Linked DNA regions of Mus musculus: region 1 is linked to region 2. The links are chromatin contacts, found by Hi-C or POLR2A ChIA-PET in ENCODE. All regions are on one chromosome and are shown on one strand. Each heading gives the region's core, a stretch centred on a gene start or an enhancer-like site at or near the end of the contact. The rest is flanking DNA. Distances are from core to core; before and after follow the strand shown.

The links. Hi-C counts contacts between places; a loop is a spot of excess contacts on that map. ChIA-PET counts read pairs that join two places held with the same protein, here RNA polymerase II (POLR2A).
Region 1: a map of left cerebral cortex shows a loop between it and region 2 (6-fold over the local background). The contact joins the promoter of Mcm4 here to the promoter of Ube2v2 in region 2. A Hi-C loop is called at or near these places in 10 of 37 maps with a recorded cell type or tissue (gastrocnemius, heart and left cerebral cortex). POLR2A ChIA-PET finds 5 or more read pairs at or near these places in 4 of 5 experiments (Patski and embryonic stem cell).

Annotation. Positions count from the first base shown.
Region 1 is chr16:15,635,978-15,638,677 of GRCm38, forward strand. Mcm4 (minichromosome maintenance complex component 4) reads right to left here and starts at 1,423. Exons shown (of 16, transcript NM_008565.3): 1 at 1,134-1,423; 2 at 644-805; 3 at 209-372; 4 at 16-117. The coding sequence starts at 1,203. It overlaps Prkdc (protein kinase, DNA activated, catalytic polypeptide), which reads left to right and starts at 1,889. Exons shown (of 86, transcript NM_011159.2): 1 at 1,889-2,065. The coding sequence starts at 1,912.
Region 2 is chr16:15,593,190-15,595,889 of GRCm38, forward strand. Ube2v2 (ubiquitin-conjugating enzyme E2 variant 2) reads right to left here and starts at 1,329. Exons shown (of 4, transcript NM_023585.4): 1 at 1,271-1,329. The coding sequence starts at 1,286.

The DNA of each region.
Region 1 (2,700 bases), core at 173-2,672, 43 kb after region 2:
TGTACATAAGCTTACCTGAAAATTCTCTTTACATGTTGCCACATTCACATCTGTTCCCCAAATCACAAGCTTTTGGCCTAGAGACTGTTCACTTGGTACGATGTCTTCTGCTGCTGCCTATTGAGAAAGCGAGGATAGAAACATGTTAATGGGATGACCTACTTTATGCTCTCAAGGTAACACCATCAGAGATCTGCTTTGTACTCACGCCATCAGACTGCAGATCCACCTGCAAACCCTTTCGTGCTGAGCCCAGATCTGGCCTCTGCCTTACAGGTGTGCCTCTCACCCCACTTCTTGGGGTTCCTTCCACTCGCGAGCTGGGAGTGCCATATGTCAATGGTGAACTAACATCAAAGTCCAAAGGAATAGCTATAAAGACAAGATATTTAGCTTTACCATGAAATCCCCATAAGCACATCAAATCCCAATTCCGGAATGCTGTTTGACAATTTAAACAGAATACTTTACTGCAATCTTTCATACCCCAATTGTAGTTCTACTATAAAGTATGCTTTCTTTGCTCACTAGGTCCTAAAATGTACCAACTCTGCTTCTCTCCTCAGGTGTTTCAGTGAAGAATCTATCAGTACACACAGAATAATAGCAACTGGTAAACCAGCAAAACCGACGGCTGACCCACCTAAAGAATGCATCTGAGGAGGGCTGGAAAACAAGGCATTCTGTGCAGGTGGGCTCTGCAGGTCGGCTCCTGGTGAGGTGGGCATTGGCAGTAGCTCTCCGGTGGAAGAATCTTCGCCTCTACGTCTCCGATTGGGTGACGACCTGCTTTCCTCACTTCGAACTTCCGTCATACAAAACAAAAAAGACGATCAACGCTCAAGCTTAGTCTTCCAGGAAGTGCCTTAGGGTAGTCATATTACTTAAACAAGAACACCCCCCCCCCAAAACCCTCAAACTGGAACAGAGGGACAAGGTGTAGGAAAAGGTGGGTCAACTGAACTGACCACGCCAGACTGCCTGGAGACGAGAGCCCAGTATGTGGGTGACAGAGGCTACTATATGCTCAAGGCCTGTCAACCACACACCAGGCTCGAAGGACTCAGGACTTTCCACAGTGCTGCGGGAAGAGACACGAGGCGGAAAGGGGGCAGATGAAGGAGGGAACTCACGGGACTGGGTTGGGGTGACTCGTCCGCGTCGGCTGCTGCGGCGGCTCGGGGTGGATGCCGGGGACGACATGGTGCTGTGGTTGCTGCGCGACAAAAGAAATCTGGCTCTCAGTTGTCCCGCTCCGGGACCTCTCGTACCTCGGATCCGGGTTAGTTGCAAACGCGCACAAAACGGCGAGTCAGGGTTCTGCGCCACCCAGGAGAACGTTCCTGGGCCCGCAGGGTGAAGCGATTCCCGCCAGCCGCTCTGTCGTCACAGCGACCGAAGACGCCTGGCCAATCAAAGAGGCAAGCGCGCGTAGCTCCGCCTCCGGAAAGCGCCGTAAGTGAACTCTGAGAAAAGGTTTCCGGCCAATCACAGCGGCAAAGGCGTGTAGCTCCGCCTCCGGAAGGCGCCACTGCAAGCCGGAGGGGGAGTTCTCGACCGCTACCTAGGAATTACAGCCTAGATTCACTTGCACGCCCCTCGCCTTGGATGGGCCAGCCTGCAGCGGGATTGCGTTTTGGCGGGAAACCCGGGGCCGGCACAACTCCCTTGTGTGTTTACATTTGCGTTGTCCCGAGTGCAAACACCAATCTGTGATATCTCCGCATGGTTAGACTGGTTCTGTCCCTTTGCATTCCGATGTGTACATGTTAAACGCTACAGATCTGCAGGCCGGTGCGCGTCTTCACCCCCCCACCCCCGCGAGAGTATAAGGGAGCAGTTCCGGCTGGGCCTTCAGGGAAGAGCTGGCTAGAGTGCTGAGACGCGCATGCGCGAAGCGGTGCCGGCGTGATGGCGGAGGAGGGAACCGGCGTACGGTGTTGGCTACTGCAGCTGCAGGAGTTCCTGTCCGCAGCAGACCGCTGCAGTGCTGCCGGGGCCAGTTACCAGCTGATTCGTAGTCTGGGGCAGGAGTGCGTGCTGAGCACTAGCTCTGCAGTGCAGGGTGGGTAAGGTCCCTAGACGCAGGGCTCAGCGTTTCTCTCCGTGGTGCGTGTAGTCAACGTCCCGTAAAGTTTATGGAATTGGTAGATGTGTATACTGCTCTCTTCCTAGTATCTGAGGAAGATGCTTTAAAACAGGTGTTGGAAAATGACCACCAAGTTTGGTAGTCATTTTTATCCAAAGTTGGATGAGAGTGCAAGATGGAAGTATTTTCTTCCAGAATAAACTCGCTTGAACTCAATAGGACCTTGACAAAAATCCTTTTTTCGTTGCACCATGTTTTCAGAATAATTGCAAAAATTAATGAAAGTCATGCAATTCTGTAGACATTTTTATTTTTTAGGTTAGGTATTTCCTATCTTGGGCTATAGCCCAAGATAGTCTGGAATTTACTATGTATGTAGAACAAGCCTTCAAATACTGGGGTTATAGATGTGAGGTACCACACGTGCCTTGCTCTTTTTAACCATTTAGTAATTGATGTGTTAAAATAGAGGCTCGAATCTGAACACAGCACACTGGGCCAAAAACAGTTCCACGTGTAAGAGGTTTGGAGGGGGTGGCAGAAAGAGAAGGCGCAGAGAGAGAGAGAGTGAGAGAGGGAGGGACATTCCCTTTATTTATATGGAAAATGAC
Region 2 (2,700 bases), core at 79-2,578:
AAATGCTGACTGGAGAGATGGCTCAGCTGCTAAGAACACTGGTTGCTCTCCCAGAGGTCCTGAGTTCAATCCCCAGCAATCACAAGGTGGCTCACAGCCATCTGTAATGGAACCCAATGCCCTCTTCTAGTGTGTCTGAAGACAGCTACAGTGTACTCATATATATATAATAAATATTTTTAAAAAGAACAAATGCAATCACAAATTGACATTTTTCATATTACAATACACCATTTTATTAGTTTAATTTTAAGGTAGTGAGCACAACTCTTTAAAAAACATGGCACTAATAAGCACATATATTTCAAATAAGAAGTAAAGAGATTAAGGGTTATAACATTAAAAGATCACTTTTAAAATGAGCTTTGGTCTTGGACAGCTCTGATCTGACCACTGATGTATTTTCCAGAGGTAGAACTGCTAAAGATTTTATTGTCTATGGCACTCATACACATAAAGGTAAGATTTAAACAATATGAAAAATGTATATGAAGGCATTACCTTGAAATGTTAACAATCACAACATGCACTCAACCTCTTCCATTTCTACAACCTAGATTCAATAAGAACTAGAAAAAAAAATAAATCTTATGAATCATCATTTTTAAATGCTAAAACTCAACACTTTTAAACTGTTTTAATTTTTTTTGTCACCAAATTTCTAAACCCTGTTGGCATTTAAATTTCAAGTTTCTGCTCAAAGGCAACCGAACATTGTAGACAAGAGTAGAACACCTATCTAAGGTACCAACTGTCCTGCAATTAGCTTTCGTCTGGCTCAGTGTACTGTAGTTTTTCACTTAATTGAAAAAAAAAAAGAAGAAGAAGAAGAAGAAGAACACGCATTCGGCCACCTAAGTAAAATCGTCGCCCTCTTATTCCAGACAGCAGCCACCCTCCGGTTAGTCCTATCCTCCCGCACGTGTCTGTCTGGTGGACTCCCAGCCTAGATCCCCGGCTCCATCCAGGATGCCTCTCCGCCGTAGCCCCGTTGATGGGCAATGCCACCGCCACCGCGGGCCGCTCCAGCGCACTCCACCCTCGGCTCCGCTGCGGCGCCCAGATCTGCCGGTCCTCCCGCAGGGCCGCCGCGGGCGGTGGGCGCGCAGGCTCCCCGTCACCGCGAGCTCTGACACGCGCGTCCCGACCTCCCTACCGCCCGCCCCACCCCCTGCCCCTCGCGGGGCCCTCCGCACTGCGCACCCGCAGTCCCGCGCGGCCCGCCGGACAGAAAGCAGCGGGAGCGCGGCAGACCCGGCTAGGAACCGACCTGTGGAGACCGCCATCTTCTCCTGCTACCAGACGCACCACCGCACGCAGGGCGTCAACGTCACTTCCGGCAGCGCGTTGCTCTCCGTCATAGAGGGACCGATAGTGGGGATAGTGGGGACTGTATCAGGTTCCTGTTCCTGGCAAGCTTTGCCCCTGATGGTCTCTGGAACTGTTGGTTCATCGGTTGTCCTAATCAAAACACACACATAAAACTGGGTTGGGAGACTAAGGCAGCATGAGCTTAAAAAGTCTTTAAAAGATCTGAGATCTCCAATAGTGTCAGTGTGTCCAAGGGAAATTTTCCCTATGACTCCTCTTATTAAATATTGAAATAATGTCTAAACAAACGCTAACAGTTACATCACGAGCCGGGCGTGGTGGCGCACGCCTTTAATCCCAGCACTCGGGAGGCAGAGGCAGGCGGATTTCTGAGTTCGAGGCCAGCCTGGTCTACAAAGTGAGTTCCAGGACAGCCAGAGCTATAAAGAGAAACCCTGTCTCGAAAAACAAAGTTACATCACACCAAACCTGTTATTAATAATCAAGGTAAAACATGGGAATTCACAATTGTGTTGGGGAAAAAAAAAAAAAACTATTCCAAAAGGTTGGGCTGTGTTAGTGCAGGCTACGTTTAGGCTGTAGTTTTGCTCTGATGACACCAGAACCAAAAGTCCATCAGTAAAGAAAGCCACAGAAGAAACTCAAGCAAAACCGTGAAGCAAAAAGGGATGGAGAAAAGCAGCTTACCACCTTGCTTCTGAGAAGGCTAGGCTGACTCCATGACAGACTTCAAATTGACAGTTAAGGAGACTGGGCCTAAGAACTGGGAAAGTCCAGGCAAGCCCAGGCAAGTCAATTACTAATAGAAAAAAACCCAGGCTCCAGCCTTCATGCCCGATAATGGTTCTAGGATGCCTAGAGATAGAGTAAGATAAAACTCATCTTCCCCAGAATTCCAATGTGCTTTAAAGCAAGCATGCACACTCACTTAGTTGTCTCTCTGTTTTGGCAATGGGAGACTCCAACACGCTGGACTTCTGCAAAATAAAGCACTCTCTGAGTATACATACTATTTGAGTCCCAGGTGTCATTCTTCGGTGAATCATGGACCTTTACATTTCTATCTTACGTTCACCTACCTTATTTGGAGGAGTAAGCCCATGTACCTAAAGATGGTATACCCATACCCAACTGGATTCTCCTACAACAATTAGTGACTAAGAAAGTTCCCCCAGGTTTTTCTTTTCAGACATGCCCACAGGTTATTCTGACTAAGGCAAGTCTTAAATTGAGATTTCCTCTTTCCATTTGTGTCAAGTTCACAACAAAGATTATCTAATACAAGTCCATTCCAAGTGCATCATTGTTAATATTCCTTTCTTGTTTGTGCCCAAGATGTCATAAATACTAAAATATTAAATACAGTAC